Linked DNA regions of Mus musculus: regions 1, 2 and 3 are each linked to region 4. A link is a loop called in an ENCODE intact Hi-C map of the cell type or tissue named here. Cell type or tissue: left cerebral cortex. All regions are shown on one strand. Region 1 overlaps Sgsm1 (small G protein signaling modulator 1). Region 2 overlaps Grk3 (G protein-coupled receptor kinase 3). Region 3 overlaps Sgsm1 (small G protein signaling modulator 1). Region 4 holds the start of Ficd (FIC domain containing).

Region 1 (8,000 bases), 450 kb after region 4:
GAGAACACTTCTGGGCTGCGATAGGGGGCGGCAGAGCCGGGAGCTGTTCAGAGGGCTGGTGCTGACGAGGGAGGGTGGGCTGCGGCTGACCTGTTACCTTGGAGCACTTAGTGCTGAGTGACTGAGTGCAGGTGGTGCTCTGTCCTGTCTGAGCCTCCTGGGAGCAAGCTGCAGGAAGAAGCGGAGGCAGCAGGGTTCGGGGGCACCCCTGTCAGGCAGCTAGCTGTGCGGTGTGCCGAAAAAAACGCAGAATGGCGACCCTCTGCGTGGGGATCCAGGATGTGGCTACTCTGGGCCCCTGTTAGAGGTCCTGGGATGGATTTCTGGGACAGGCCTTTGGATCACCTTGTGTGACCTCAGTCTCAAGGTGGGGAAACTGAGGCCCAGAGAGACAGGCTTTGTTGGAATCCCACAATGCCTCTGGGCAGAGTAGGATGCAAGCCCAGGGAAGTCAGAGAGCATTCCAGCCCCTGAGGTAAGTACTGTTTCCAAGGCCAGCTGTCCTTTCCCTGAGAGACCTTGTCTGTCTCCCTGGAGTTATTCAGCATAGTGCACCCCAAGCCGGGATTCCATCTCTGTCCATTCCATCTCTCCCTCCCTGGCAGGTGGATTCTCCTGAGCCTCTGTTTCCCAAAGCTCACCCACAAACCTGCTGGATCCCACATGGGGACTTGAACCCGGGGCTTCCTGGATCCCATCATTGACTGTCCCCATGCCACCCACTGAATTCCTGTATCTTCAGACTCACACAGTGTCTTAGTCAGGGTTTCTATTCCTGCACAAGCGTCATGACCAAGAAGCAAGTTGGGGAGGAAAGGGTTTATTCAGCTTACATTTTCATCACTAAAGGAAGTCGAGACTGGAACTCAAGCAGGTCAGGAAGCAGATGCTGATGCAGAGGCCATGGAGGGATGTTCTTTACTGGCTTGCCTCCCCTGGCTTGCTCAGCCTGCTCTCTTATAGAACCCAAGACTACCACCCCAGAGATGGTACCACCCACAAGGGGCCTTTCCCCCTTGATCACTACTTGAGAAAATGCCTTACAGTTGGATCTCATGGAGGCATTTCCTCAACTGAAGCTCCTTTCTCTATGATAACTTCAGCTGTGTCAAGCTGACACAAAACTAGCCAGTACACACAGCTACTATGTGCCCACAGGACCTTTACCAAGCACACAGTAAGGCAAAGGACAGGATGGGGGGGGTGTGTGACACTTATATTCTGGAGGGGAGACAGAGACAGGATGCTGCAGGAATCAGAGCACAGGATCTCTGACGGACAAGGGAAGGGAACAATTCTGGCAATGCTGTGCAGGGCATTTTGTGTGAGTTCTGGAAGAGGTGACAGACCTCCATGCAAATTAAGCAAAATGGGCAGTGTGTGCCTGTTGGCCCCAGATCTACTTCAGACCAAGAGGCTGTAGAAGGAAGAAGGGTTGTCCAAATACCCCAGACAACCTTCAGACACTCTGGTGCTGAACTCACAGTCTCCAGGTGCAGCAACCCATCCAATCAGCCCCTCCCACTCCCGTGTGCCCCTCAGGTGAAGCAGATCATGGAAGAAGCCGTTACCAGAAAGTTCGTCCACGAGGACAGCAGCCACATCATCTCCTTCTGTGGTGAGTGGTGACCGCCTTGGCAGAGGCAGTGGGGGGCAGCTTCCTGGCTGGGCTGCAGCAGAGGAGGTGTACCTGTGAGCCAGCTCTTGCATCACACCGGGCTTTGTGACTCTGGAGTTATTTCGGGATCCCGAGGGCATTCTGCAGGAGGAAGTGGATTTGGAAAAAGCAGAACTGTGAGGGGGCTGACGGTGGGGCGGTTGCTTCTTGTGTCCCGCGGAGGGCTTGCTTTATCCTGACTCATCCCGCCGGCTGAGGCACAGCCATCTCCTCCCTCTGTGTCTGCCAGGCTGGGTAAAGGATGGAGAGAGAGGGGTCTGAGGGCTGGAAATGCAGCTCAATTGGTAGAACACTTGCCTCAAACACTCAGCATTCCAGATTCCATCCACAGCTAGGCACAGTGGCGCATGCCCGTCTCCCTAGCACTCCAGTGGTGGAGGCAGGAGGATCACAAGTTGAAGGTCATCCTCCGCCAATGTATTGGTTCCTGGCTACACGTGGAGCGTGCGGGGTAGGGTGGGGGCGAAACCTCATCCCTTGTAGTAGGCAGACCAGGGTTCATGTCCTCCCTTGGCCCCATCCCACCGAGTGCACGTCCTAGTCTGCTTTATACTGTGGTGATAAACACCAAAAGTTACTTGCGGGAGCTATTTCAGCTTGGATCAGGGCAGAAACCCATGTAGGGCAGAAACTCACACAGAACAGGAACCTTGGAGGCAGGAGCTGATGCAGAAGTCATGGAGGGGTGCTGCTTTCTGGCTTGCTCCCCATGGTTTGCTCAGCCTGCTTTCTTATAGAACCCAGGACCACCAGCCCAGGGATGGCTCCACCCACAATGGGCGGGGCCCTGCCCCATCAATCACTAATGAGGAAATGCTCCACAGGGTTCCCTGAAGCCTGGTCTTGTGCAGGTGTTTTCTCAATTGAACTTTTCTCCTGTCAGATGATTCTAGTTGTGTCAAGTTGACACAAAATGTAGCTTGGACAATGGTGACAGATGAGTGTAGCGAGGGCGCGAGTGAGGGTGATGGTGATAACGGAGGAGATGATGGTGATAGTGGAGGTGATGGTGGAGATGATGGTGAGGGAGATGATGGTGACAACGGAGATGATGGTTATGGTGGAGATGATGGTGAGTGAGATGGCAATCGTGACAATGACAACAGCTGCCGATGGTGACCCATAGGTCACTCAGTGTGCGCACTCTTACGAGGGAAGGTTAAAGCAAAAAGAGAGGGAGTGATGGACCACAGCCACACGGCAGGCTGATGGCTGACAGGATGCACAGAGATGACCGACCTTGGTCCCCGTGCACGTGCTCATTAATCGCCAACCTCTCGACTCCTTTGGCACACGGGTATGGGATTCTCTGCACTGTCGGTGCTGGCGACTGTGCACAAGAGACAAGACGGCTACCGACCACTGTGTCCCCGCAGCGGCCGTGGAGGCCTGCGTGCTGCACGGGCTGCGGCGGAGGGCGGCCGGCTTCCTGCGAAGCAACAAGATCGCGGCGCTCTTCATGAAGGTGGGCAAAGGCTTCCCTCCGGCCGAGGAGCTGAGCCGCAAGGTCCAGGAACTGGAGCAACTCATTGAGAGCGCGTGAGTGTGCGTGGGGCGCGGCTGGGTCGAGCCTAGAGGGCGTGAGTGTGCGTGGGGGCGCGGCTGGGACGAGCCTGGAAGGCGTGAGTGTGAGTGGGGGGCGGTTGGGGCGAGCCTAGAGGGAAATGCTTGGTCCCCTTAGCCAGGCGAAAGCCACACCTCCTGCCTCTCCCTCTCTCCCTCCTCTTCCCTTCCCCCTCCCCGTCCTCCTTCCCTGCCCCCTCCCTGTCCCCTCCCCCCCCCCCTTTTCCTCTCTGTCTCTCCTGAGTGTATTCTCTCCTACCACCGGTCTTAAAGGCGAAACCAGATCCAGGGCCTGCAAGAGAACGTGCGGAAGCTGCCGAAGCTGCCTAACCTGTCCCCGCTGGCCATCAAGCACCTGTGGATCCGCACCGCCCTGTTCGAGAGGGTCCTGGACAAAATCGTCCACTACCTGGTGGAAAACAGCAGGTGAGAGACCGACGCTTGCACTCTGCCGCCACCCGCTGGCCATTCTGGGAACCGCACCCTCGAGAATAAACTGGTTTGTGTCCCCCCCACCCCCCCAACTCCTTTGAGGTTTGAAAGGCTTAAACAAAAGCTGTCTGTATGTTTGACCCCGAGCTACCTATCCTGAAAGCGGGAGAGGATTCGGGTGCTGAAGAGCAATGTGCAAACAGGGGCTTCACATTTAAGTCAAGATGGAGGAGGGATCTTGGAATCCATCCTTCTGCAATCTCCTCTACTTGATAGCTGTTTGAAGGCAGGACAGTCAGTCTCCCTCTCTGTGCCTTGGTGATCTCTCTGGCTAAAGAGCACGGAGTGCTTTACAGAGAAGAAGTAGAGATGAATCTAGCGGGCCACGACTTGTTGAAATACACAATGAGGCTAACCCTTCCAGAGTAATTTGATGTCAGTGTTTTACAGTATGAGACTTCCCGACCAGTTCTCATCCTGATAACCCCTCAGCATCATTGTAAGCTACCATGTGGGTTCTAGGAATCGAACCCGGGGCCTCTATGAGAGCAGTGGGCACGCAACTGTGGAGCCCTCCCTCCAGCCTGATCTAACGTTTACATCTCTATGTTGATATTTATGTGTCAGATGAGTTTTCAAGGAACTGGAAAATCACTCCACCGTATCGCTTGCCAACAAGCGCATTCCCAAACTTTCAGCATGAACATTGTGATGATGACATCACACCTCTATCAGGGCCAAATTTCAGGGACTTGGGGCTGGCATTTGTTTTGACCTGACAGGGTGGGGGAGTCTGTGAGAGCAGCCTTTGGGTCTACACCACAGCTAGACAGCGTTTTCTTGCCTTGGTAACAAGACAGCGTCGCCTGAGAGCCTGAGATTCTTTTGCTCTCCTAAAGGCCTCGCGGCTGTGTGGCGAGCTGGCGCCGGTGAGTTCCAGGCCAGGCATTTTTCATCAATTGTCTGAGATACAGTTATTTTTGCAGCTGAGGCTCTCAGCTGGGCTAGCCTAGTCCGCCCCGTGTGCCCTCTGGTGTTCGCCATGCAAACCTGCATGTCCTTTCCTCCCAATAGTAAATACTACGAGAAGGAGGCACTCTTGATGGACCCGGTGGACGGACCCATCCTGGCCTCTTTGTTGGGTAAGAGGTCGGGTGCGGATTGCATTTGGTCCTTTGTTCTTGGGGCTCAGGACCTGTCTCTTCTGAAGTGTCTTCTTGCTGGACTCTGGGGCATCCTCACTGCCTGGAGGGAAGTGGAGTGCTCTGAGGGAGACCATTCTGAGGCAGTTGGGGTGGGGGCACTCTTGGGGATGCCAGGTTCCCAGCCCTGTATGCTCCACAGTGGGGCCATGTGCCCTGGAGTATACCAAGATGAAGACTGCAGATCACTTCTGGACTGACCCCTCAGCCGACGAGCTGGTCCAGAGACACCGGATCCACAGCTCACATCTGAGACAGGACTCGCCCACCAAGCGGCCAGCGCTCTGTGTGAGATGGGTGGGCAGTGTGATGGTCTCTGGTAGGGTCTGGACTTGGCTTCGGGGCAGGCAGGGAACAGGGTGGGAGTCCTGACTGTGGTCACTGCCTCATACCTCCCTCTGTCTCTCTGTCTCTGTCTCTCTCTGTCTCTCCCCCCACCCTTGTGCTGATACCAGATCCAGAAGAGGCATTCCAGTGGCAGCATGGACGACCGGCCATCTATCTCTGCCCGGGACTATGTAGAATCTCTGCACCAGAACTCCAGGGCCACCCTGCTCTATGGAAAGAACAATGTTCTGGTTCAGCCAGTGAGTTCCGCTGTGCCTAGGTCATGTTCCTAGGGTTTGAGTACAGGTTATGGGGGCTGGGTGGTCCATTTATTCATCAATTCACCCACCTCTTTATTAATGTACCTATACACCCGTCTGTTTACTCATATATTCACCAACAACTCCATCTATACATCAATTCATGTATCAATATAGCCATCCGCTCATCCAGCCACCTCTGCGTTGCTTCATTGTCCCAGCAGTGTCTGCATCCACCAACCCATGCATTCACCCATCCATTCATCCACCCATCTACCCACCCATCCACCCACCCACCTACCTATCCATCCACCCACCTACCTATCCATCCATCTACCCATCCACCCACCCACCCATCCATCCACTCACCCATCCACCCACCCATCCACCCATTCATCCATCCATCTACCCACCCACCCATCCATCCATCCATCCATCATCTATCTACTTACACATACATACACACATGCATACATACACACACACACACACACACACACACACACACACACACACATCTCTATAAGGGCACATGGCAGTATCTCTAGCTAGCTGCCTTGCCCTTCAGCTCTTCCATTCCCTTCATCCTTGTTGATTTTATTTGTGTGTATAGCTATTCACTTTCTGTCCACCCACCTGGCTGTCCACTTTTTTTTTTTTTTGTCTGTTCCTACATCCCCATCCCCAGGCCATCTGCCTGGCTATGTACTCTTGCTGCCGCTCAGCAAACATTTACCCAGATGCTCTGTGTGACGGAGGTGTGGTCTTATAAAGGTGATCCTCTTCCTTGATAACACCTGTCCAGTACTCGTTGTGACGTGCCTTGGACTGCAATATGTAGAAATGGCAACGCAGAAGCCCAAACAAGGCACAGGATTGTGATTTGCTTTCACAACAGCTGCTCCTGTGAATGGTTGCCTTCTGTGCCCCAGTGGCTGGCTGGGCACAGGTGGAGCGTGAGACCTGAGCAGTGCCTGCCCTGAGGGAGGCTGTCCTTTTCTGTCTTCTGTCATTGGGTCACAGTCAGTGTGGTGTTGTGGTGCAGCTGGAAGGAAGAAGGAAGCAGTCCTAGCTCTGTGGTCACAGCCTTAACAGTTGGGTGATCACATGTCGTTTTGCCCTGTGGGCTGTCATATCTGCATCCCAGGGGGTACAAGGCTCTAATATCTTAGATTTAGGAAGTAATGAACTTAAGATGTACTCAGTTTTCAAGTGACCAACTGGAAGCTTCAAATGCTAAGAACAAGGGTAGAGGACTTAGCATGTTCAAGGTTCCATCCACAGCAGAGACAGAGAGAGGGAGGGAGGGAGGGAGGGAGGGAGGGGGAGAGGGAGGGAGGGAGGGAGGGAGGGAGAGAGAGAGAGAGAGAGAGAGAGGGAGAGAGAGAGAGAGAGAGAGAGAGAGAGAGAGAGAGAGAGAATGAATATGAATCATCAAGACATTGAAACAGGACCATGCCAGGCTCTGGCAGCAGAAGTGAGTGGTTGCCCTAAACCACATATGGCTCACAAAACCCAAAGTACTTCCTGTCAGTCCCTTGACACAAAAAGTTCGGTGACCTCTCTGACCCAGAAGTTCTGTGAAGTACAGACTGTTCACTGTCATCTCCAGCAATGGTCCAAAGGCCCACGGAGCATGGTGTCTCTGCTTTCCAAGGGGATCTGGGACTGGGTGACCTGGAGAGATGAGTAATGGGCTGTCACCCTGTTCTCGAGTCCAAGTCACAATAGCTTTGTCTTTCAAAGCTGAATCATAAGCTCCTCTCGCATGTCCTCCCTGCAAAATAACAGCCTTGCCCAAGCTCAATCGAGGGAGTGATTGACTTAGCTCGTGTGCAATAGGGTCATCAACAGCCACTTCACAGCTGAGAGATGCCACGGGTGACCAGACATCCTCAAGTCAGGAATGGATAAGGCTGCAGCTCAGGCAGGAGTGGGCAGGGTGTCCTTCCCAGAAGAGAGACGGGGACATTTTCTTGCCTGCCCAGTGACCTCAGATAATGGGAAGAGGATGAGAGGTTCCATGCACAGATTCTGGGCAGACAGAGGTTCAGGCTGCTGGAAGAATGGTGGGTGGGGCTTGGGGAGAGGGATTCTGGGTAATATCTACAGGATGGACTGCAGGTGGTTTCTCTGCTCGCTGGGCTTATGCCAAAAACAACCCAACCCTTTGATTCTGCTTCTGCATCCTTGAGGCAGGCTCAGGCCTGTGTCCACCAGAGCCCAGCAACATGACCAGGCCTGAGATCTCTTCTCTCTGCAGAGGGATGACATGGAGGCCGTGCCAGGGTACCTGTCTCTGCACCAGACAGCGGATGTCATGACCTTGAAGTGGACACCCAATCAGCTGATGAACGGGTCTGTGGGGGATCTGGACTACGAGAAGAGGTAAGAGTTGAACTTCAGTTGGATGTGCCCCAAGACCTTCTACTCATCTAAACACGGAGATGCTCTCTTCAGAGCCAGACAGGCCTGCCTGTTGTGTGAACTGGTTGTTATGGTGACCTGGCCCAGCCTCCCTGCTGCTGTAGCTTCAGA
Region 2 (8,000 bases), 820 kb after region 4:
CCCAGTTTGTTTATTATTTATTTTAATCTAAACTACCCTCTTGTCCTTAGGGCTCCCTGCTTTTCCTCTGGGTCATAATTAAATGTGTGGGTTTTTTGTTTTTGTTTTTGTTTTTTGTTTTTGTTTTTAAACAAAGCCTGTGGAAATTGTCACACTGTAGTGGTTGACAGAGGAACCTGTCTTGCTACTGATACTCAAGTGTGCACATTGAAAGGCCCATTGGCTGACATTACAAACTGTCCATGTAAAACCAGCAATGAAGGATGGATGGTGACCTACAGGGGAAAGACACTGCAGGTTCACAAGCCCAGCCTTGATTGGCAGAGGCAGGAGGCTTATGAGTTTGAGGCTAGCCTGGCCTACATGGCAAGTCTCTGCCTCCAGAACACCAAGGGCTATGGCAGTAGCTCTGGGCCAAGGTCTTGCCTTACATCTCCAAGATTCTGGGTTTAATTCCCAGAGGGTGTGGACAGCGGGCAGCAGACTGTTAGCCAACTAATAAGATTTATCTCTAGTGGCCGCCTTGACCTTGGCTATGTGTCTGTGAGAAGCAGCTGTTCTGAGGCCCCACTAGCCAGGATTGTTCACCAGTGGTCAGTGTGACAGAGAGGCAGAGCAACTCGGTACAGGAACTCACCGTTTCAGTGGTAGGGTAAGGACAGAGGGAGAAGGCTTGGTTGGCTGATGGAAGCCACACACTTGGCATGATGACCCACCAAGGAGGGAATGAGGGGAGCTCAAGGGACACGCCCTCAGAATCCCCCAAGGATTTTTGCAAGACTTGCTTCGTTCCTGAGGCCGAGTTGCCCCGTCATGAAGGTGCCGCCACGTGTTCTTCTATGGACATTCCCAGGAAGGTCCCTCATCAGTGGTACATCCCCGGACACTGAGTCTGTCACCTGAGACTGTGGCTGTGTCGCCCAGGCAGTGTGAGGCTGTGACCTAGTCACTGTCCATGAATGGGCTGTGGAGGGGTGCGTGTCCAACTTAGATGTGGTGAACCTCAGAATGGCATCACCGCCTTCCTACATGTTTGATTCCACTTCTACTTGGAACTTCCATAATTTAAATTTAAAAAAAAAAATCGTTTCTCTTCCTAAGTGAGGTTTACTCGAAAGTCTCAATTGCTCACATTCATGTTAATAGGACCTCTTGCTTTAACTTCATTGGTTGGTTCAAGGCCTCTTTTCCTTTATTTGTTGCTATGGGAATGAAGAAGGATGAGCCCAAAGCCTCTTCTCCATTCTTGGTGGACATTAGCATTTTCTCTGTTGGTTGCTTTTGTCAACTTAGACAAATAAGAGAGAACGCAGCACAGCACCTCAGACTGGCAGCCCCAGGATTCAGGACACTGAGACAGGAGAATGATAAGTCCTGGGACGTCCTGGGCTACAGCTACAGGGGAAACCCTGCCTTAGGAACAAATCAACTAACAGACGGAGTTGTTTCCTGACACAGGTGTGAACACTCCTACAAGCCACCCGAAGGTGCCATGTTCCCAAAGTGGGAAACCACGCACTTTAAATGGCCTTCAATTGAAAAGCAGCCACAGAGACTTGGTTCGAAATGTTCGCCTTTCATGAAGGACAGAAGTCGTTACAGCTAATTCAAATCCATAGCGTAGAGTTAGGTCTCGGCTTCTAATAGTCTGAGTCCTTCCAGGAAACAGAAACCTATGCCATCCCTTTTTATTTTGCCCTAAATGTAAAACATCTTTGACAGCAGCTTGGGAGTGGAGCCATCATTCTGATTATCAACTGTGATTTTTTTTTCCCTCCATTTCCTTGGATTTTTCACCTGCCCTGTGGTTATATGTATTGTATGTGGTTTATAAATTCAACACTGGCTTTTTTTTAGTTCTGTTATTAAATTATATTTTTCTATGTTCTAAGTAATAGCAGATCTGGCTTCTTCTGGTAACAGAGATGGATGGACCTGTAACTAGGAGACAAGAGTTCTATTTTAGCACAAAAGCATTTTATATTATTTATTGAATCCGTATGTGCGTTCCCATGGAAACCATCTGTATTTCTGCTTCTTGTGATCTGTATAGTTTGTTATTTAAAGAGAGATGGCAGCCTTTTGTGTTGCTGAAACAATAAAACCAAGCTCCTACAAGCAGTGGCTTGAGGCTGACATCTCATTTCCCTGACGTGGACTCTTCCCCAACCGAGACACGCATGTGGGTTTTTTAAGGCATTGCAGGTGGGTTGCTGGAAATTGACCTCTTCTCCCTCGACAGCCATCAAGGGTGCTGCACCCCCAAGCACTTAGGAGAGTGACCTCCAGAGTTGGTCACTCAGGACGCTGCTCTAGTTTTTAAAGCCAGCCTTGTCCAGGGGGCCCTGTGAGCTGATCAAATAGAACCTTTCTCTAGCCAGCATGGCCTTGTGGGAACCAGGGCTGCTCAGCGAGCCTTGGCATTTTCCATCTATGCTATCCTCCTTCAGTCTTACTGGTCTTCACATCCAGTAACCATGCCAGCTCAGCCCTCTCCCCCTCTCTTTTATCCATGACAAACTGTGGTTTAAAACTACTCCGAGGAAAAGCTGATTTAAATGTGCCTTCTTACTCCTTTCTATTCAGAACAGTTTGGAAAGCTGGATCATAGTGGCAAACACTCACACCTGGGAATAACCCTCACTGGTGCTGGTTCTTATTTTAAGGGGACCCTCTAGGCTCCATTTATGCCAACAATGGTCAGCTGTGAGTGGGAAGTCCAAGGATCCAGTAGTTGCTCAGTCGCACGAGGCTGGGTGTTTCAGCTGGTCTTCTGTAGAAGTAGGTTCCGACAGATGTGCTGCTAGTAAGTGCACGCAGGGGAAGAAGAGCCAATCTTCCTTCTTCCAACGTCCTTATGTAGGTCTCCAGCAAAGGTGTGGCCCAGATTAAAGGTGTGTACCATCATGCCTGGATCTGGGACTTACTTTGTCCCAGGCTGACCTGGAACTCTGTCTCCTGGGATTAAAGACATGTAGTATCTTCCCTGGGCCTAAGCTTTTCATGGCCACTATGCCTCAAGATCTCCTTGCCAAGACCAGGACAGAGTTGGGCAGTGGTGGCACAAGCCTTTAATCTAAGCACTTGGGAGGCAGAGGCAGGCAGATTTCTGAGTTAGAGGCCAGCCTGGTCTACAGAGTGAGTTCCAGGACAGCCAGGGCTATACAGAGAAACCCTGTCTCGAAAAACCAAACCAAACCAAACCAAACCACCAACCAACCAACCAACCAAACAAACAAACAAACAAAAATGATTGGACAGAAATGTGTGTCTTTCAGCCTCAAGATCTGGATCACAGGTGAGCCCTCCAATTCTGGATTGTAGTTCATTCCAGATATAGTCAAGTTGACAACCATCAGTAGCCATTACAGCCCCCTGATAACATCTCAGGAGCAGTTGAAGCAGTTCCCACATGTAATCATATGTTACTCCAAGTCTCTGTTCATTGGTCCTGGGTAGCGTATCACAGTCAGTCTGTATTAATCATCATCAGCCCTGCATGTGATACTGATTGGTCCACATCACCAATCCCTGGCCCCGGGAGTGGTAGGTACCACAGTCATTCCATTCTGGAGCAGTCCGACTGGTTTTCTATGCTGGAAAACTGCTCATATCAACCCCAACTGACAAGGATAAAGAATGCCTAATCAGACATGCTGACCCTGTCTGCCATTGAAGACTGCACCAAGTTGCTACAGTATTGGTGACTCAATTTAAAGGATGCTGACTTTGGGTGAAATTGATATGGGATGATTCCGTGATACTGAAGGAGTGGACAGGCATGGCTGCTGATTCCGTTGGCCTCATAGTACAGCTGTTTGCCCAGGCTTCAGGGTTTTGGAGCCTCCCAAACCTTTCAAAATGGAGTCTAGGCCTATATGAAGAGATTCATCTTGCCTGCAGCATGTGGAAAACCACGGCACACACCCGAATCAGCTTACAAGATGACTTGGGTTCTCTTCCTGGATAGAGAACTCCTTCCTTGCATACTGCCCCTGCTCCACAGAGTTGTGCTGAGTGGCTCTTATGATGCACACCCCTTTAAGCCAGAGCTCCAAGCCTCAGCTGCTAGGATCTACAGTCAGGGGTCAGCTAGGTATTTCCTGTCTTTGAGCTGGACAGGAAAAGCCCTGTCTCTTGCTAATTAGGGAAGAAAGGAAGTCACCACTGGCCTGGCCACCACTGAGCCTCCCTGGAGTGTCTTAGTGCTGACTTTAAAACTTTTCAGCCAGTAGCTGGCAGGAGACCCTAGTCTGGTTTGTATAGCTGTCCTGTGGGCAGGAGGCACTGCCTTGTGTGAGCCTACATGTCTGTGACGAAAGCTGAAGAGCTCCTAGTCCTCTGGAATGCCACAGAAATCCCATCACCCCTTAGGTAATGACACGAAAGGGAACTGGCTTCCCTCCAAGGACACTCAACTCATCCCCAGCCAGTCACTTTAAATAACCTGGACCCGTATCACTTTGAATAACAGAGCTCTCTCTCTCTCTCTCTCTCTGTCTCTCTGTCTCTCTGTCTCTCTCTCTGTCTCTCTCTGTCTCTGTCTCTCTCTGTCTGTCTCTGTCTCTGTCTCTGTCTCTCTCTCTCTCTCTCTCTCTCTCTCTCTCTCTCTCTCTCTGTGTGTGTGTGTAATGTCTTGGACTAACTTGTTTTTACTATGGGAGAATTCATCTGTAGCATCTAGAGGATAGTTTTCATCAGGCTGTCTAGAGCCTAGAAGAATATCAATGTGGAGAGGCTTTCATAAGTTATCACCGCTTGGGATAGTGTACCCCACCATGGGGGTTCAAGTCTGGAAAACATGTACACATATCAAGCACAACTGTGGAGGGTCCGGTCACCCACAGCAGCGGTCATGTAACCTGAGCCGTTTGCTTTCCTCCAGCTGCCCAGTGTACATTATGGGTTACTCTCATGAGACCCAGGAACCTCTCACATGGCTGGACCAATAGGCTCCTCAGAGACTGCCTGGGGACACGCTCAAAAAGAAGCCTGCTCAGGTGGCCTTTGTTAGGAGAAGCAGGAAGTTGGCATGATGTCTCTTCCCCATTGTAGCCTTGGGTCAGCTGTCCCTTCAGCTCGCAACCTCACTCCTCTCTACATGGCTTCCCTGCCTTCCCCATTTCAGCCTGACTGGCTGGTCCTGCCTCCAACCCCTCAGCTTTCCACTCTTCTTGTCAGTTTCCAAAGTGCTTCTATGACTGTCTGTCCATAGACCCTTTAATCCTGTCTGCATGGTGAACAATTTGAGAACTCCTTCTGTTTAAGTTTCTGGTGTCATACCCAGGACACCCGTCCTAGTAGCTTCCTATTGCTGATAAACATCATGACTGAAAGCAGGCTGGGAAGGAGAGGGCTTATTTCTCAGGTCACAATGTATCACAGTGTGTCACAATGTATCACAATGTATCACTTAGGGCAGGAACCTGGATGCAGGAGCTGAAGCAAAGGCTATGGAGGAATCCTGTTTACTGGCTTGATATCCGTAGCTTTCTCAGCCTGCTTTCTTATACATCCAAGACCACCTGCCTAGGCATGGCACTGCCCACAATGGGCTGGGTCCTCCCATAACAATCACTAATCAAGAAAATGCCCCATATACTTGTCTATAGGCCAGTTTAAAGGGAACATTTTCTCAATTGTGGTTCCTTTTTCCTAGATGACTCTAGCACGTGTCAAGTTGACAAAACCCAACCAGCGAAAGGACCCTTTCTGCAAGGTGGGGCTCTGGTGAAGTAGAGATTTCTGGTTTTTGTTTATTTGTTTGGTTGGTTTTGGTTTTTCGAGACAGGGTTTCTCTTTATAGCCCTGGCTGTCCTGGAACTCACTCTGTAGACCAGGCTGGCCTTGAACTCAGAAATCTGCCTGCCTCTGCCTCCCAAGTGCTGGGATTAAAGGCATGCACCACCACGCCCTGCTGTTTTTTGTTTTTGAAGCTCAGTTGTACCGTGTTATGTTGTTTTGGAAGCTGCCTTGGGAGAGGATGTTTTGCTGGAGCAATGCTTGAGACGGTGCATGATGTTTGGAAAGAGTATAAGTGGAACCCCACAAACAGTGAGAGGAAGCGCTTGCCTTGGGACACAGTGGGACGCTTCGCTGGTCTTTGCTGGCCATGGAACGCTTCACTGGTCTCAACTTCTTAGCTGGTCTTCACTGGTCTTCACTTTGTAGAGAGAAACACATCAAAGAACTTCTTGTGGTATTCCAGCTAATTTTTGGTTTCTGCTGGATCAAACTGCTGCTAAAACTAATTTGTGTTTAGTCTGTTGTGGAGAGCCGTGCCACAAGCAATCACGTGCGTGCCATGAGCAATCGCCATCTTATAAGATAGCGCTGGCTTCCACTGCGCCTAACTAGTAAACAAGCCTTATGCGCAAGTGCAAGAGTGAACTCACTCCTATCACTGCCCATTCTCGGGGCGTAATAGTGGGGTGATGGGCGAGCAGTGAATCAGGAGCTGTCACGCCACATCAGGTGCTGAAATATCACGCTGCAGGCTATATAAGCAGCGCCATTTTCCCGGTTTGGGGGTCTTCCCTCCTGATAAGTAAGCAATAAAAGCTTTGCCGCAGAAGATTCCGGTTGTCCTGAGTGTGTTCTTGCCAGCGGGGACAAAAGCTCGGGCAATAAGTGGAACTACCATCACACTGGTGCAAGGGAGATCCCTTGTTCACGGGGCGGAACCAGAACTGCGGGACACATTACAGCTTTACGAGGTATGTCTGGCCTTGAACTTTCTCCAGTGTTAGAAGCCTTTTTGTTCTTTTTCACATGTCAACAAGTGGTTAAGGCAGGGCAGAGAATTCTGGACGAAATTCAAGACAGTCTATCAGAGGTTAAGCGGGGAGAGAGAGTAGGAGCAAAGAGGAAACATGGTGCACCAATTAAGCATACAGGCCTTTCCACAGGTCTTGAACCCGAGGAAAAGTCAATGTCAGGGAATAACACCTGGGGAGAGATTGGAAGGAAGGAGAAGGAAAAAGAAAAGAAAAAAGATCAATCAGTGAAGGTTTCTAGGAGAAGGAACTTATACCCGCCACTAGATGAGTTTAAGCGGCTAGCTCTTAGTAGCTCAGAATCAGATGAAGGACTTAGCTCCTCTGAAGAAATGGACTTGGAGGAGGAAGCAGTTCGTTATAAGGGAGAAAGGTACCAGCAAGATAAAAAGCGAGCTACTCAGTCCAGAAAAAGGCAAAAAGCGGCTGGCGAAAGCCAGCTTGCTGGTCGGCCTCCGGACTGTCGGCTTCAGGGTCCTAGTGCACCTCAGCCCTAGGTGCAGAGGTACCATTCAGAGCCTTATGTGCAGAGGTATTCAGAGCCTTATGTGCAGAGGTATCATTCAGATTCATTCATTCCAAAAGAGGAACAGAGAAAAGTGCAGCAAGCGTTCCCAATTTTTGAAGGATCTGAGGGAGGGTGTGTTCACGCTCCGGTAGAGTATATACAGATTAAGGAGCTTGCAGAAGCAGTTCGCAATTATGGAGTCAGCACTAATTTCACTATAGCACAACTCGAAAGGCTTGCGAATCACGCTATGACTCCTGGTGATTGGCAGACTGTAGTAAAAGCTGCAGCCCCCAGTATGGGAATGTATCTTGAGTGGAAAGTCTTGTGGCAGGACTCCTGCCAGACACAGGCAAGGGCCAATGCCACCATGGAAGGGGACCAAAGAACATGGACATTTGAATTGCTTACAGGTCAGGGACAGCATGCTGCTAACCAAACAAATTATCATTGGGGAGCATACGCTCAGATCTCAGCTGCTGCTGTTAAGGCATGGAAGGCACTCTCTAAGAAGGGAGAGGCAAGTGGACATTTGACCAAGACTACTCAAGGTACACAGGAGTCCTTCTCAGACTTTGTGGCCAGAATGACGGGGGCAGCAGGGAGGATATTTGGAGACCCAGAAGCAGCTATGCCTTTAATTGAACAATTGGTTTATGAACAAGCTACGCAGGAATGCAGATCAGCAATTACACCTAGAAAGAGTAAGGGGTTAC
Region 3 (8,000 bases), 460 kb after region 4:
ACTGTTTCGAAGGGTAGGGGGGAGAATGAATGTGTGTGATGGAGAAAGCCAGTGATTCCCAGCATCCAAGAGACTGAGGCAGGAGGGCTGTGGGTCCCAGGCTAGCCTGAGCTATATAATGAATAAGACCCTATCTTAAAAAAAAAAAAAAAAAAAGATGTGCTCACATGATTGAGAGGTTCAGGGAACACAGCTTTGAGCCTGGCTGGATCCCAACGCTCAGAACAGGAACAGCCCTCCTGATCTCCCGGTCTGTGGGCCGGGCCAGGGCCTTTATGGTGCTGTGTTCTTGGGCTGGCCCTCCTTGGTGGTGGCCAAGACTTCCAGCAGCCACTACTATGTATCCTGCTGGCTTAGGGGCAGGAAAAAACGAGCATGCTTCCAGGTAGATACAAGCACAGATCCCAGGGCTGATTCTCATTGGCCCAGGTTGGGTCACATGACTGCTTCTCTGCCAGCCAGCCGTCTCAGGTGATCGTCCAGGGCATCTAAGCCATGGAGACACAACGCTATGAATGGCTGATCCCCCCAACAGAAACCTGGGCTGTGACAGAGAAGGGGCATGGGGGTGGGGTGGGCACAGTGGCCTCCCTCTGTCCTGACAGTTGACTTCGATCTACTGTGTGGAGCGTGGATGGTTCCTTTGTAGAACATCTAAGCTGTGTGTGTCCCTCTGCTCCTCCCTTCTCCTGCAGGGCCCCACTGAAACTGCTGTGTGATAACATGAAGTACCAGATCCTCTCCAGAGCCTTCTATGGATGTGAGTGCACATCCCCCATCCTGCTGTTGTCTGCAAGAAGCATTTATCAAGTGCCTCGCGCCCCAGGCATGTTCCCAGTGCCCAGGGCAAAGCGGACGAAGGTGCTCGTGGCAGGCACTCCTTTGAGGGGACAGGACTAGCTTGGAAAGCAAGCAGAGTACTTGGTATCTCTCAGACATTCCCTTCTCCATCCATCAGGGATTCTGCCCACATCCGGCTTTAGTTGTTTCTATAGGAATGGGAGACAGGCCTAGGGTGAGCCCAGGAGTCCTTGGTTCCTCCTACTTCCCTGTCCCTTCCCTGCCCACAGCACATCTATTAAATGTGGTAGCTTCCAGCAGAGGAGAGTGGTGTCTGTCCAAAGACAAATCGTCCCTTAGGTTTAGTTGTCAGGACACCCAGTGACAGCATCCTCAACTTGGGTTCCTCCCCTGGAAAAGGGACAATGAGAATTTTCTGGGTTGAGAGTTCCTGAAGATAGAGGTGGGTAGCCCTGTGGAGCTTCCAGGAGAGACTTAGTGAAGTGTGGTGGGCAGAAGATGAAGCCTGCCTTCCCTCCCTGGCCAGGGCTCGCCTACTGCAGACACCTGTCCACCGTGAGGACCCACCTGTCAGCCCTGGTCAATCACATGATCGTGTCTCCAGACCTGCCCTGTGACGCTGGGCAAGGGTTGACAGCCAGCATCTGGGAAAAATACATCCAGGACAGCACGGTGAGCTGGGTTTGTTCATCAGAGGGCAGAACGGAGGGGTGCCATCTTGTCAGGTCAGACTCATGGGGACCCAGGTAGGTATGCCTCTCTGAACATGGCCTGCCAACTCCACAGCTGACTTGAGTCCCATCCAGATGAAAGGGTGAGGGAGTCAGGGAAAATGCATAGGTACAGTATCCCAGTGCCAAAACCAAAATCCAAAATTTCTAGAATTGAAACTCTGACATAAAACCCCAATGGAAAATCCCACACTTGACCTCACGTGACAGGTCACAAACATGCTATGCACTAAAAATACCATATATAGTGACCTGTGGGCTGTGTGAATAAGTGTATGTTAAATACATGGACTTAGAACAGACCCATACTTATATATATATATATATATATATATATATATATATATATATATATATATGCACACACACATACATACATACAAATATTCCAACTTGCAAGAAAATCTTAAGTCTGAAACCCTTCAGGGCCCAAGCATTGGGGACAAGGCTATTCAACTTTGAAGAGAAGAGAAGGGACAGCTAAGATGGACATGGTGGCACATACCTGTCATTGCAGTGTTCACAAAGCTGAGGCAAAGGGATTGTGGGTTTGAGGCGAGCCTAAGACACTTTGTGAGTTCCAGGATAGCCTCAGTTACGTAGCATAATGTTTTGATTAAGTCACTGATTATGTGTTGGACCAAGTTCATACCTACTTTGGGATGCATGTAGGCTGTGGCCTTGGCACCTGCTCTGACCCTGTCCATCTGACTCAGGCTACAGTCTGGGCACCTGCCCCAGCGCTGTCAGTCACCCTGCCTGTACCCTTGGTTTTGTTGCTGTATCTATAGCTACAAAGGTATGTGGATTTATATGCAACAAAGTTTCTCTCCTGTTGCTGTATCTATAGCTTCAAAGCTTTGTGGATTTATATGCAACAAAGTTTCTCTCCTGTTGCAGTTATAATCCCCCTCCCCCCAAGCAATTTAAAGGTGTAAGGGCTTATTTTAGCTCACAGTTAGTCAAGGTACAGGAGCATGGGACAGCTGGTCATCTCATCCACTGCTGTGAAGAAAGAGGGAAGTGGGGCACTGGTGGCACATGCCTTTAGTCCCAGCACCTGGGAGGCAGAGGCAGGCAGATTTCTGTGAGTTCAAGTCCAGCCTGTTCTACACAGTGAGTTCTGAGACAGCCAGAGCGACAAAGGGAGACCCTGTCTCAAAAACAAACAAACAAACAAACAAAAAGACATAGAAGTTATATATCATATACTTCATCAGGATTTTTAATCAATACATCTACAAATACACAGAGATATTTATGCCTGTGTATTATTATATAGATCTTATATATTTCTGTGTTTATTATATATACACAGAGTTTCTAAACTTATGTATCATGTCTTTGGTCTCTTGTTTATAGCTATAGAGTGATAGGAATATATTTGTATCCACCTCATCTATATTTCTTTTTAATTTTTATTTTAAAAACATTTATTTTATTTTATTTATTTTTTGGTTTTTTGAGACAGGGTTTCTCTGTGTAGCCCTGGCTGTCCTGGAACTCACTTTGTAGACCAGGCTGGCCTTGAACTCAGAAATCCGCCTGCCTCTGCCTCCTGTGTGCTGGGATTAAAGGCGTGCGCCTCCTGGCTTCCTTTTTGCTCTTTTTAAAAAGAATTCTTTTCCGGTAGTGCAGCGGCAGCACTAGCGCACGCCCTTCTATACCCCTGGCATTTTGATTTTTCGAATGAGTTCCTAGAAGTTGATTGTAGTGTAATAAAACCTGAAATAGATAAGCCAGAGTACTCTCTCTGCCTCCCACGGGCACAGCGTGAGCCTGCTAGTTCATGGGGAGCTACAGGCCCAACTGGCTTCTAGGCTCTGCTCCAGATCTGCATCTCTGGGAGAAGAGCCCACGTCTGTTTCTGAAGTCCCCGGAGTGCTTCCGTGATCCAGTTTGGGAGATACCAGTTTAAGGTCAAATTGGGTGAAACAGTGGATGAGCCAGAATTACTTGATGAACACTCCCTCCCCCGTCTGGTGTAGTCCTTTCTTAAGGCTTAGCTGCCTTCTTGTGCTGTACACTGAATCCCAGAAACTGTCCCCGCTGCCTTGTTGCCTGGAAACACTGGGTTTATTTCTCACTGGTGAGCTGTGTCAGTGGCATCCCCTTCCACTTCATGGTCCCTTGAGAAGCCGGAGAGAACCTACCAACTTCCTCCTAGTCCCAGACCTGCAAATAGTATCCATTACTTCTCACACCCAACTGGCCAAAAAAAAAAACGGTCATGTGACCACACGTGAATGCAAAGGAGTCTGGGAAATGTAGTCCCGTGGCTCCAGGAGTCCTGGAAATAGCTTTTCTATTTTTAATATCATCTCCTCTCTTGTCACTCCAGCAAATAATTGTAGCTATGGCATTTACAAGAAACAGGACCCAAGATCATAAACAAAACAGGAAATGTTAAAATTTAACATAGCATTGTCTTACAGTTCAGGGACTGGAGAGATGGCTCAGTGGTTAAGAGCGCTTGCTTTTCCCAACACCCACATCAGACAATTCACCGTAGCATGCGACTCCAGTTCCAGGGCATCTCCTACCATCATTTGGCCTCTGAAGGGATCAGGCATACACATAGTATCATATCAAATAAATACACATACATACATATGTTATAATGCATATATGTAACACACGTTATACATACATGTAACATACATACATTATACATGCATACATACATTATACATACATATATGCATACATAGGTCTAAGTTTTGTATCTATAAAGTAAAAATATGTCAAATCAACAACTTAACCTTCTATCATAGGAACCGGAAGTGGTGCGTGGGGCAGCATACTGAACCTGAAGCAGACAGACAGGAGGAAAGATAGTGATCAGAAAAGAATTAGAACACACAGAGAATGGAGATAAGAAACTCAAAGCTGGCTCTTAGGGAAGGCCAGCAAAGCTGGGAAACCCCTTATTAGAAGCACAGGTGTGTAGAGGGTACACAGGTGACCAGTCAGAAGCCAATGAGGGGACACCACTACAGACTCCACAGGCAAAGGAATGGATTGGACATGTGAACGCCATAGAAATGTATGTACCAGCAAACTGACAACAGAACTCACAAACCCCTAGAGACTCACACTAAAAAAGGAATTAGAAACTTCAGAGGAGTCATTTTATAACTCATAAATTAAAGCCAAGGAGGCTAGAGAGATGGCTCAGTGGTTAAAAGCACTGGCTGCTCTATCAGAGGACCTGGGTTCAATGCTGGCTCACAGCCTGCTGTAACTCCAGCTCCAGGGGCCTCGGCTCCCTCTTCTGGCCTCTGTGGGCACTGCAGGCACATGGTGCAGAACACTCGTGCACATAAAATAAAAACCAAGGGAAACAGTGGACATCCAAGTGACTCCAGAGAGCGCCCTCCCCCCAACCCCTTGAAGAAAGGAAGTCTTTCTGATGAGGACTTTGCATTTGTGCCACAGCCAGGTTTTCTGATTTCTAAAGACTCTGACATTATCTACCTAAGTGGTCAGAGTTCCCATGGCAACCCAAGGAAGGCTATACTGTAGCTGCGGCTTCGCCCGGTGGATTTTCTTGAAGCAACAAAGCTAAGCCCGAACTAGAGAAAGCCCTAAGCTACCCTGCTGTGCCGAACACTGGGTGTCAGAAGAAGCTTCTGAAAATGCTCACTTTGAATTCTTTTGCTTTAGAGTCATTTTCTTCATGCTGACTAGAGATGAGATTGCATTTGTTAATTAAATGGGATTGCTAGTACATTAGGCACAGCCTTGGGCACATGCTCCCCCCCCAATTATCCCCCTCTAATCCTCTCCCTCCCTCCCTTTTCTCTCCTCTTCTTCCTCTCCCTTCTTCCTCTTCTCCCTCTTAACTCACCTATTCTTTTTTGTTTTGTTGTTGTTGTTGTTTTTACCTCATCATGAGATAAGGTCTCATGTAGCCCAGGCTAGCCTCAAACTCTCTGTGTAGTTAGGGATGACCTTGACCTGCGCTGAGTGCTTGAATTGCAGCATGGTCCTTCACACCTGCTATCCTATATCATCCCTGGTCACATCTTTATCTTTTTCCCCACTTCACACTTTGCCCCCCCCCCACCACCACCACACACACACATCAGTCCTCACACCTGAGCCGGTCGCCCTTACAACTCCCTGTGTGGTTCCCTAGGAAGTAATGTCTCTCTCTCTCTCTCTCTCTCTCTCTCTCTCTCTCTCTCTCTCACACACACACACACACACACACACACAGATGTAGTTGGGTGGGTTGGGTTGTTAGCTCCTCGTGTGATATCAGAGTTAATTACAGGTCCCTGTAGTATGTTCTCTCTCTGTTACTGTAACAAGTTCCCAGACCCAGAAGCTTATAAAGAAAAGATGTTTATCATGGCTCTCATTGTGGAGATCAGAAGGCCCTGTGGCTGTGGTCCTTCGGCAACACAGGACAAATTGGCAGGAAAACATGGCAAAAGAGCAAAACAGAAAGGCTTACTGTGGGGCTGAGCCACCATCCTCCACTGTGACCTAAACCTATGTGGGCTTCTCCTCTGCAGAGCCCCACCAGCTTCCAATAGTACCAAACTAGGGATCAAGTCATTAACACAAGCATTTTGGGGGAATGTTCCAGACACAAAAGTTATGGCTTTGCTCATTCATGACTCACAGGCCACTCTGGCTTCCTGTTGACCAGACCTTTTGCCCTCTGACCCCTCCCCCATAGACCTACCCGGAGCAGGAGCTGCTGCGTCTCATCTACTATGGAGGTGTCCAGCCTGAGATCCGCAGGGCAGTGTGGCCCTTCCTCCTCGGCCACTACCAGTTTGGGATGACAGAGATGGAGAGGAAAGAGGTTAGTTACCTGTAAGGACAATGAAAGTTCCAGGGTGCTGTGGAGCTGAGAACTAGACAGCTGGGTGCTGTGAGGCTGGGAACTGTGCCCTTGGGTACTGTGTAGCCAGGCACCATGCAGCTGGTATTATGAAGATGGGTACTGGACAGCTGGACACTGTGCAGCTGGGTGCTGTGCAGCTGTGCACTATACAGCTGGGCTCTGTGCACCTGGGTACTGGGGAGTTGAGCACTGTATACCTGGGCACTGTGTAGCTAGCTACTGTGCACCTGTGCACTATGTACCTGGGTACTGGGCAGCTGTATACTGTGCAGCTGGGCACTGGGGAGCTGGATCCTATGCACCTGGATACTGGGCAGCTGGGCCCTGTGCACCTGGGTACTGGGCAGCTGAGCTCTGGGTACAGTAGAGCCCTGGTTGCCTGTTACAGTCTTGTTGGTGAGTGACACAGTGAAGAAACAGGAACATGGAGGAAAAAAGCTATTTGGTGGAAATACAACATGAGAGAATTTTCAAACAAGCCGACCTCCTGTTTTGAGGTCATGTAGACTCCCGTGCCTTGTAGGAAGCATTGCAGAGACCTGTGTGACCTTTACTCAGTTTCCCTATGGTGACCTCCAACAGAACTGTGATGTCCTATGCTGTCATAGTTCACTGATGCTGGTACAGCATCCCACCCCACTCAGGCTCCTCCATCCTCCTGTGTGTGTGTGTATGTGTGTGTGTCTCCACATATGCATGCTGGTGTTTGTGTACATGTATACACACTGGTATGTGTGTCTGTGTGTATACAACGGTGTGTATGTACTTATTTTCTTATGTATCAAGACTTGTGCATTGCTGGTGCCTTAAGAATCCTCACCTTGGTCAGGTGTTGTTGTGTCTGGCCAGTAGATCACAACCTGGGTTCTAGCCTGGAAAGGCATTTTGGAAACCTGGAAGAGAAGAGGGGCTAGGTGGCGAGAGAAAGAAATGTAGCTAAGACAGGCATTCTGATCAAAGCTCAATTTTACTGTTCTGCACGCAGATATAAAGCAGGGGAAGGGGCCCGATTCCTGCCAATTAATCTTGGGGTCCAATAGCAGGGTGAACAGCAAAGCGGCAGGTTCCAGCAGTGGGCATGGCAGAACGATTGAGGCTGCAAGCTCCACCCCTGAGCAAGCAGGTTTCAGGCTGGGGGAGGGAGACTACAAGGTGTGATGGCACACACCTTTTATCCCAGCACTCTGGAAGCAGAGGCAGGTGGAGCTTTGTGAGTTCATGGCCAGCCTAGTCCACAAAGTGAGTCCAGGACAGCCAGGCTGTTACAGAAAGAAAGTGTATCTCGACAAACCATAAAAGAAACAAACAAAAAGAATCCTCACTGGTCCCTCTGTAGCCACGCCCACCTCCATCCTGCCATCATCCCCCGGGTTCCTCCTCCCGTCTTCCATTTCCAGAATCTTCTCACATCTAGAATGTTGTATAAACAGAGTTCTGTAGTGTGGAAACTTTGGGTATTGACTTTTAAATTCAGTACAATCTCTAGATCCATCCAAATTGTTCTACTGCTGCCTGTTTCCTTTTAGTGAGTTAACACTTACCCTGGGCATACACCAAGGTTTTGCTGATAGGTAGCTGGGCGATGCTATGAACCTTTATTTATTTAC
Region 4 (8,000 bases):
ACACTGCGCTGCCGGCCAGCCTTGCACGCTGTCAGCCCCCTTGCGAAGAGCGAGCAAGCTACCTGTAGCTCCCGGTTTACAGATGAGGGATGACGCCGTTCTGACAGGCGGCGCCGGAGCTCCGGGGCCTGACCCGCCACGTCATCACTTCGCGCGGCCTGTGCAGCGGCTCGAGCCCAGCAGACTTCGGCTTACTCCCGAAGCGGGGGGTGGGGTGGGGGGTGGAATGAGGCTGCCGCGAGCTCCCGCTACGAACCGGCCCAGGGCTCGTGCCCGCCTCCAGCATCCAAACCCGCGCGGCCGTTCCCCGCAGCCGCGGTCGCAGGCCCCGCCCCCACCACCTCGCCCCGCTCCCGTCGCCTCGCCATTGGACGGACGGCCGCCCTTGCCGCGGCGGATTGGCTGTCTCGACTTGTCCATCCGCCGCGCTTCCGGGTTCTAGAGCTAGCTAGAGCATCCCCCCGGGAAAGGCGCGCCGTGTGCCGCTTCCATTGGCTGTCGCTTGTGTGCATGGGGCGGGGTCGAGGCCACCGGCTAGGGCGAGCATTTGCGTCCTGTTTTCCCGTCCCAGCATCTGCTACCTTCCTGGGCCTCCACCTAGGCTCTGTGTGCTTCAGTTTCTCTGGTGTGCAATGGCAGTAGCCACATCACCAAACGTTTCCCACTTCTTAGTCCCGGTTTCACCGTTTGTCCCTTTTCTTTACCCCCTTTCTTGTCCTCTCTAATCTACTTTTGTTTTTGAGATGGCTTCGCACCGTGTAGACCAGGCCTGGCTAGGAATTAATTCACGGTGTAGCCCAGGTTGGTCGGGACTTACTGTGTAGCCCGAGCTGGCTTAGTATTCAACCCGGGTCATTTTGAGCCAACATGCCCTCCTGACCTTTTTTAGTTTGCATTCTCTGGAGCGGCTGGCTATGGCTTTTTGTTTACCAAATTAAGTTTTCTTTGGTGCAGAGGGCAGGGCTCCCATCTCAACCCACAAATATTGAACCGGAAGCTCCCAGGGCCTGCTTTGAGAGGTTACTGGGCACACTCTGGAGTCAGACGGCCCACAGATTCAGATTTTTGCCCTCAGTCTCTTGTGATCTTGGATCAGTTTTCTCAACGGCAGAATGGGACAACAGCTCACATCTCTTAATTAAAAAAAAAAAAAAAAGTTCGTGTGCGCGCACGTGCACAGAGATCAGTTTGCAAACCTGGGCTTTCTCCTTCTACCATATGGGTTTGTGGATTGAACGCAGGTCACCAAGTTTGGCTCCTACCTGCCTTAGCCCTCAGGTTCTGGATTTGGGACTCTTTTCATGGAGCCACACAGCCCTGGGTTCGCATCCCAGCTCTGCCACTAGCAGACTGACTTGGTGGTGTCAATCTACTTTACTGATCTGTCACCTGCAGGTAGCTTAAATTGGTCTGGGACTCACTGTATAGGCCAGGCTAGCCCCAACCTCCCGCCTCTGCCTCTGCCTTCTGAGTGCTGGGATTAGAGGCATATACCACCAAATCCGGTTTCAGCCTGCTTTCTTATAGAACCCCCTGACCAGCCCAGGGATGGCTCCACCCACAATGGGCGGGGCCTTCCCCCATCAATCATTAATTAAGAAAATGCCCTACAGTTGGATCTTATGGAAACATTGTTCTCAATTGAAGTTCCTTTCCCTCCAGATAACGCTAGTGCGGTGATTCTCAACCTGTGGGCCATGACCCCACAGGGCTCTCATATTAGCTATTTACATTACATTACGATTCATCACAGTAGCAAGCGTATGGCTATGAAGTAGTAATGAAATAATTTTATAGTTGGGGGTCACCACAGCATGAGGAAACTATGTTTAAATATAATTTTATAATGTAGTATGTTAGTCAGGGTTCTCTAGAGTCACAGAACTTTTCGGTAGTCTCTATATAGTAAGGGAATTTGTTATGATGACTTACAGTCTGTAGCCCAACTCTCCAACAATAGTCAGCTGTGAGTGGGAAGTCCAAGGATCCGGTAGTTGCTCAGTTGCACGAGGCTGGGTGTTTTCAGCTGGTCTTCTGTAGAAGTAGGTTCCAACAGATGTGCCAGCAAGTAAGTGCACGCAGGGGAAGAAGAGCGAATCTTCCTTCTTCCAATGTCCTTATGTAGGTCTCCAGCAAAGGTGTGGCCCAGATTAAAGGTGTGTACCGCCACGCCTGGATCTGGGACTTGCTTTGGCCCAGGCTGACTTTGAACTCAGAGATCTCCTTGCCTCAGTCTCCTGGGATTAAAGGCCTTGCCTGGGCCCAAGCTTTTTTTTTTTTTTTTTTTTTTTTCTTTCTTTCTTTCTTTCTTTCTTTCTTTCTTTCTTTCTTTCTTTCTTTCTTTCTTCCTTCCTTCCTTCCTTCCTTCCTTCCTTTCTTTCTTTCCTTTTCTTTTTTCTTTTTTTGGCTTTTGGAGACAGGGTTTCTCTGTACAGCCCTGGCTGTCCTGGAACTCACTTTGTAGACCAGGTTGGCCTCGAATTCAGAAATCTGCTTGCCTCTGCCTCCCGAGTGCTGGGATTAAAGGCGTGCGCCACCATGCCTGGCCCTCTTTTTTAAGATTCATTTATTTATCTTATGTATATGAGTACACTGTTGCTGTCTTCAGACACACCCAGAAGAAGGCATCAGATCTCATTACAGATGGTTGTGAGCCATCATGTGGTCGCTGGAATTGAAGTCAGGACCTCTGGAAGATCGGTCAGTGCTCTTAACCGCTGAGCCATCTCTCCAGCCCCAGAGCCTAAGCTTTTCATGGCCACTATGCCTCAAGATTGCCACCCCAAGATCTAGAAACTTGTGTCTCCCAGTCTCAAGATTCGGATAACAGGTGAGCCCTCCAATTCTGGATTGTAGTTCATTCCAGATATAATCAAGTTGACAACCAGGAATAGTCATTACTTGTAGTGATTGCATTAGGGAGGTTGAGAACCACTGCTCTAGCCTGTGTCAGGACGGCACAGCACAGGCCCGCACAGAGGATCTTATGTTTAACCCTTGATCAAGGGTCTTCAATGTTCTCTGAGCAATCTCTAAGATGTCATTCAGACACCCTAAGTGGTCATTTCATTGTAAAAGCCTTTCACAGAGGAGGCAACCAGTGTGTGAAGGTGGAGTTGCTGTCACAGAAGACAAGGGGATCTCAGGCTAGACTGATGGCCATTCACACACAGGGCCACTACCCCGGGCAAGTCACTTACCCTCTGAAGTTTTTGGCACTCAGACATAAAATTGCCATGTGTAGGGCCCTCCTCTCTCCAAGGCTTCCTGGGAGGCTAACATAAACAGTCTCTAACAGACTTGGGCAAATCCAGAAGGTCTAAGGGCCCTGCCGATGAATGGGAGACACTGGGGAGGGGAGGGGACTGCGGGCTACCAGAGAGCACAGGGCTTCCTTTGCAGCTGAGGTCTAGCCCACAGCTCTTATGCTGGGTTAAGTCTGACCGGTGACTGTGACCACGCCCCCTAACCCCCAGCCCCAGTTCTCAAAAGCATCATCTGTCCTGGATTGTTTGGTGACGTTTTCAACATTTTTAACAGTCGGCATGTCTGTGAGCCAGGTTGTAATCTGCAAGAAGCTGATCTTGGAGTCCTCAGGAGTGTCGGGAGGAGGGTGAGGGGGAATAGAATCAACATATATTGTGTGGGAAATGAAAAATGTAACAATGTTACAACTACAAAACCCAAACAACAAAACCTGCAGGGGAGAGAGACTGAGCGCTGGGTGTTAGGGCTGTGTGGCCACCAGGAGGCGGTAGCTCCTTTGGAATGGCCTTGTCAGGAGAAGCTGTGTGTTGGGTGTACAAAATATGGCCCCTGAAGTAATCCTGAAAAGTTGGCTTTCTCTATCCGAAGCATTCTGTATTAGGTAGAACTGCCTCCATGAGGCACACAGGAGTAGGAGGGTTTTTTTCTTTTTAAATCGCTCATCTTAACTCATGACAAAGAATTTAGAAAAATGGCTGTGTGAAAAATATATCCATTATGAAAACCCAAACCAAACACGAGCCTCTGTGTTTCTGAATGTCTGCCATATTTTTCTAGTTGAGATAGATGTCTTGGTTCCAAAGGACAGACCAGGCTGAGACAGCCAGTATACATCATTTTAAAGAGGGGGAATGGTTGGAGAGATGGCTCAATGGTTAGGAGCACCGACTACTCTTCCAGAGGTCCTGAGTTCAATTCCCAGCAACCACAGATGGTTGTGAGGCACCATGTGGTTGCTGGGAATTGAACCCAGAACCTGGAAGAGCAGTCAGCACTCTTAACCTCTGAGCCATCTCTATAGCTTTGAATAAATCTTTTTTTTTTTTTTTTCTTTTTTCTTTTGGTTTTTCAAGACAGGGTTTCTCTGTATTGCTCTGGCTGTCCTGGAACTCATTTTGTAGACCAGGCTGGCCTTGAACTCAGAAATTCACCTGCCTCTGCCTCCCAAGTGCTGGGATTAAAGGTGTGCGCCACCACGCCTGGCTTGAATAAATCTTAAAAAAAAAAAAAATGGACCGTTGGCAATGGTGGTATCTCTTAAGATTAGTGAAGCTGTGTTGTGCCCTTCAGTGTCTGAAGGCTTCTCTGAGGCTTGGAGACCTCTTTGCAAGGCCTCCTGTACTCAGACTTGCAGGTCCACTGTGCAGGGTGCTTGAGTATTTTCAAGCAGGAAGCTGGGACACTCCCAGGCTGAACGGCTCCAGAGTGGACATCAGCCAGGAGTGGCGTGGTGGCGCATGTCTTTAATCCCACCATCGGGGAGGCAGACACAGCCAAATCTCTGCCTCCAGAGTATATTTTGGGCAGTGCCTTTTATGATTTGTCTTTGGAAGCCACATGCCCTCTGTCGCCTTTGCGCTTGGTATGTGGGAGAGTTCCCTGTGAGACTTGTCATGAGGGAAGGGTATGAAGACCATCTTCTATCTTGAAGCCTCTGACCGGTCACTTGGCCTTTCCCTCATCAGGCCCAGCAGTAATTCTGCTGAGTGGTCCGGTCTCCTTGATCCAGACCAGGAGCTTCTGAATGCGCAGCCAACTCCTCTAGTCACCGTCTCCCCGAGCTGTGCATGAGCCCTCCCCAGCTGAAGGACTCTTAAATGGTCAGAAAAGCCTAAAGATGCAGTGTGGATTCAGAGACTGCCTCAGGCGCTCAGTGTACTCTCAGCCTCACCAAGGCGTGACTAGTACTCTCTCCTCCTCCGGCTTTGGAACCATAAATCAGGATGCAGTGGGGCCCCAGAGGAGCCACCCCCATAATCTCCAGACCCTCTGCTTCATCTGCTCAAGGTGACCAGGGCAGGTCAGAGGGGATACATACCTCCCTGACCCCTTGATTCATCCAGATACCCAAAAGCTCTGTAGGTGGAAGTGTTGTGTTGTCATAGTAACAGGAGCCATGGAAATGAGCACAGGCTCCTGCTGGCCAGGGAAGCCAAGCTCTTAATACTCTATGCTTCTCTTTGAGAGAGCATTTTCGTGGGGCAGGGTGGGGGTGGCTTTGGTCAGACATCCAAAGGCTTTATGTCAGGAGCTGAGGAAATGCTCTTTAATTACTGAATACATGAGCTCAACCCTAATCAGAGAGGTTGGCGGCATCTGGGGGTTCTTAGAGGGAACCAGATGTAAGTTGAGTGCCTAGGCAACCTGTTCTTCTCAAGCTAACACCTCTGGGCTGGGATCCGTGGCTAAAGCGCCTGCTGCACAAGCACATGTCACCCCGGTGTCTGCAAGCTCAGCACACCAGCGTGGGGGCAGGAGGCTCACGGACCAGCAAGACTGAAATGCAGAGCAGAGAACAGGAGACCCTGCGTCAAACAAGATGGGAGACAAGGACTGACACCCAAGCAGGTTCTCTGACACCCTCATGGTGCATGTCCTTCCTCCCTGTCCTGGCTGGTGTCTGTCAACTTGACACAGGCAGGTACAGTCATCTCAGAGGAGGGAGCCATGGTTAAGAAAATGCCTCCATTGGATCAGGCTGTAGACAAGTCTGTAAGGCATTTTCTTTTTTTTTTTTTTCTTTCTTTCTTTCTTTCTTTTTTTCTTTCTTTCTTTTTTTTTTTTTTTTTTTTTTGGTTTGGTTTTTCGAGATAGGGTTTCTCTGTATAGCCTTGGCTGTCCTGGAACTCACTTTGTAGACCAGGCTGGCCTCGAACTCAGAAATCCGCCTGCCTCTGCCTCCCAAGTGCTGGGATTAAAGGCGTGTGCTACCACGCCTGGCTTGGCATTTTCTTAATTAATAATTTTGTAGGGAATGCTCCTGCCCATTGTGGGTGGAGCATCCTGGGCTGGTGGCACTAAGTTCTATTAGAAAGCAGGCTGAGCAAGTCATGGGGAGCAAGCCAGTAAGCAGCACCCCTCCATGGCCTCTGCATCAGCTCCTGCCTCCAGGTTCCTGCCCTGCTTGAGTTCTTTCTTTCTTTCTTTCTTTCTTTCTTTCTTTCTTTCTTTCTTTCTTTCTTTCTTTCTTCCTTCCTTCCTTCCTTCCTTCCTTCCTTTCTTTCTTTCTTTCTTTCTTTCTTTCTTTCTTTCTTTTTCTTCTTCTTCTTCCTCTTCCTCATCCTCATCTTCCTCATCTTCCTCCTCTTCCTCTTCTTCCTCTTCCTCTTCTTCTTTTAAAGATTTATTTATTTTATGTATATGAGTACAGTGTAGCTCTACAAATGGTTGTGAGCCTTCATGGTGGGAATTGAATTTAGGACCTCTGCTCCCTCCAGTCAGCCCTGATCACTCTGGTCAGCCCCGCTCGCTCCAGCCCAAAGATTATAAATGAGTACACTGTAGCTGTCTTCAGACGCACCAGAAGAGGGCATCAGATCTCATTAAGGATGTTTGTGAGCCACCAAGTGGTTGCTGGGATTTGAACTCAGGACTTTCAGAAGAGCAGTCAGTGCTCTTACTTACTGAGCCACCTCACCAGCCTGGCTGAGGCATTTAATAGTAACAAATTAGTCTCAGAATCGCCATTCCAGGAGCAGGGGCTGGGAAGGAAAAAACAAAACAAAACAAAGGGATTTCTGCTTTTATAAACTCATTCTGTGTAACTGAGCATGACTTTGAGCTTCTGATCCTTCTACTCCCACCTCTGGAGCGCTGGGTTGGAGATGGATACCACCATGCCCAGTTTATGCAGTGCAGGGGATTGTCCATGGGATGCCATGCACACTGTGCAAGAACTGTACCATGGCACTGTACTCCTCCATCCCAACCCACAGCGTCCCCTCTAGACTGACTCAGTCTCTGTCTCTCTGTTCCATTTCTGGTTGTACCATACGAGGGTGGCACAGATCCACGCTATGTACTGGTGAGTTAGGAAGGCTGACATTCCATAAGTGAACGAGATGATGCCGAAGGAGGGACCAAGACAATCAAAAGTGATAAGGTGGTGGCAGGGTAGAAGGCCTTGGACGAAGGGCCATTTTATACTGGTGTTTACAGTGGGGAAAGGGGTTGAGGAAGCAGGGTTGAGAGGAAGGAGAAGGCCTCTCGAGGCACACGCAAAGGCTTACAAGAGGAAAGAGCCTGCCGCACCAAGGGACTGACTCAGGGTGGGATTTGAATTCTCCACGTGGAGAAGGGCGTGGATGGGGAAGAATGAGCCAGGCAGGGCTTCAGCAGTCCTGCAAGCCGCAGTGAAGAATTAGGTCTTATTCTAAGGCCGACGGGAAGCCACTGGGGTTAAAGGTAAATTGGTTCCATGTGCATCTGAGAAGGCTGCTATCCTTGAGCGAGAGAGGATGTCTGGGAATGGAGGGGTGGGTAGGTCGATGAGAGAGCTGCCAATGCAAGTGCGGCAACAGCCGAGAAGCCAAATGGGTCAATAAGGGGATCTGCAAAGGACCCATAGCAGGTTACCTTGGTAACCATGGCCAGATGGACCCCAGGAGGTGATGTCATCGGAACCCTGGTCCCAGAGATGCCTGGCAGAAAGAACCAGGTTGTTTCCGAGTATCATGAGCATATGGCAGACCCAGATTTCAGCCTTGCCATGCCAAGAGCAAAGCTCGGCCTTC

Evidence for each region. A loop is a pair of places that touch in the nucleus more often than their neighbours do. Peaks named below come from ENCODE experiments on the same cell type or tissue, not always from the same donor. Only the 100,000 strongest peaks of a DNase experiment are listed, where the experiment ranks them.
Region 1: a loop joins it to region 4, with 2.3 times the contacts of the local background. A loop is called at or near these places in 3 of 42 quality-filtered maps.
Region 2: it touches region 4 in a loop (7-fold over the local background); 4 of 42 quality-filtered maps call a loop at or near these places.
Region 3: a loop joins it to region 4, with 3 times the contacts of the local background. A loop is called at or near these places in 3 of 42 quality-filtered maps.

What each region holds. Positions count from the first base shown.
Region 1 is chr5:113,282,442-113,290,441 of GRCm38, reverse strand. Sgsm1 (small G protein signaling modulator 1) reads left to right here. Exons shown (of 25, transcript NM_172718.3): 3 at 1,543-1,618; 4 at 3,055-3,217; 5 at 3,515-3,667; 6 at 4,748-4,815; 7 at 5,018-5,163; 8 at 5,331-5,462; 9 at 7,726-7,850. Among named protein-coding and RNA genes, the nearest start is that of Sgsm1, 24 kb to the left of the region's middle. In left cerebral cortex, CTCF peaks have their summits at 3,683 (motif pointing left) and 4,717 (motif pointing left); DNase peaks (open chromatin) are centred at 737, 1,772, 3,696 and 4,373; H3K27ac peaks cover 1,831 bases.
Region 2 is chr5:112,904,602-112,912,601 of GRCm38, reverse strand. Grk3 (G protein-coupled receptor kinase 3) reads left to right here. Exons shown (of 21, transcript NM_177078.4): 21 at 1-2,124. Among named protein-coding and RNA genes, the nearest start is that of Myo18b, 12 kb to the right of the region's middle. In left cerebral cortex, no CTCF peak of the experiment used is centred here; DNase peaks (open chromatin) are centred at 1,479, 2,122, 2,464 and 4,145; H3K27ac peaks cover 1,325 bases.
Region 3 is chr5:113,267,052-113,275,051 of GRCm38, reverse strand. Sgsm1 (small G protein signaling modulator 1) reads left to right here. Exons shown (of 25, transcript NM_172718.3): 14 at 696-760; 15 at 1,328-1,473; 16 at 6,223-6,351. Among named protein-coding and RNA genes, the nearest start is that of Sgsm1, 40 kb to the left of the region's middle. In left cerebral cortex, CTCF peaks have their summits at 3,117 and 4,813 (motif pointing left); a DNase peak (open chromatin) is centred at 3,370.
Region 4 is chr5:113,728,112-113,736,111 of GRCm38, reverse strand. Ficd (FIC domain containing) reads right to left here and starts at 330. Exons shown (of 3, transcript NM_001010825.3): 1 at 63-330. In left cerebral cortex, CTCF peaks have their summits at 3,728 (motif pointing right) and 6,777 (motif pointing right); DNase peaks (open chromatin) are centred at 4,769, 5,186, 5,346, 5,652 and 3 more places; H3K4me3 peaks cover 942 bases; H3K27ac peaks cover 2,194 bases.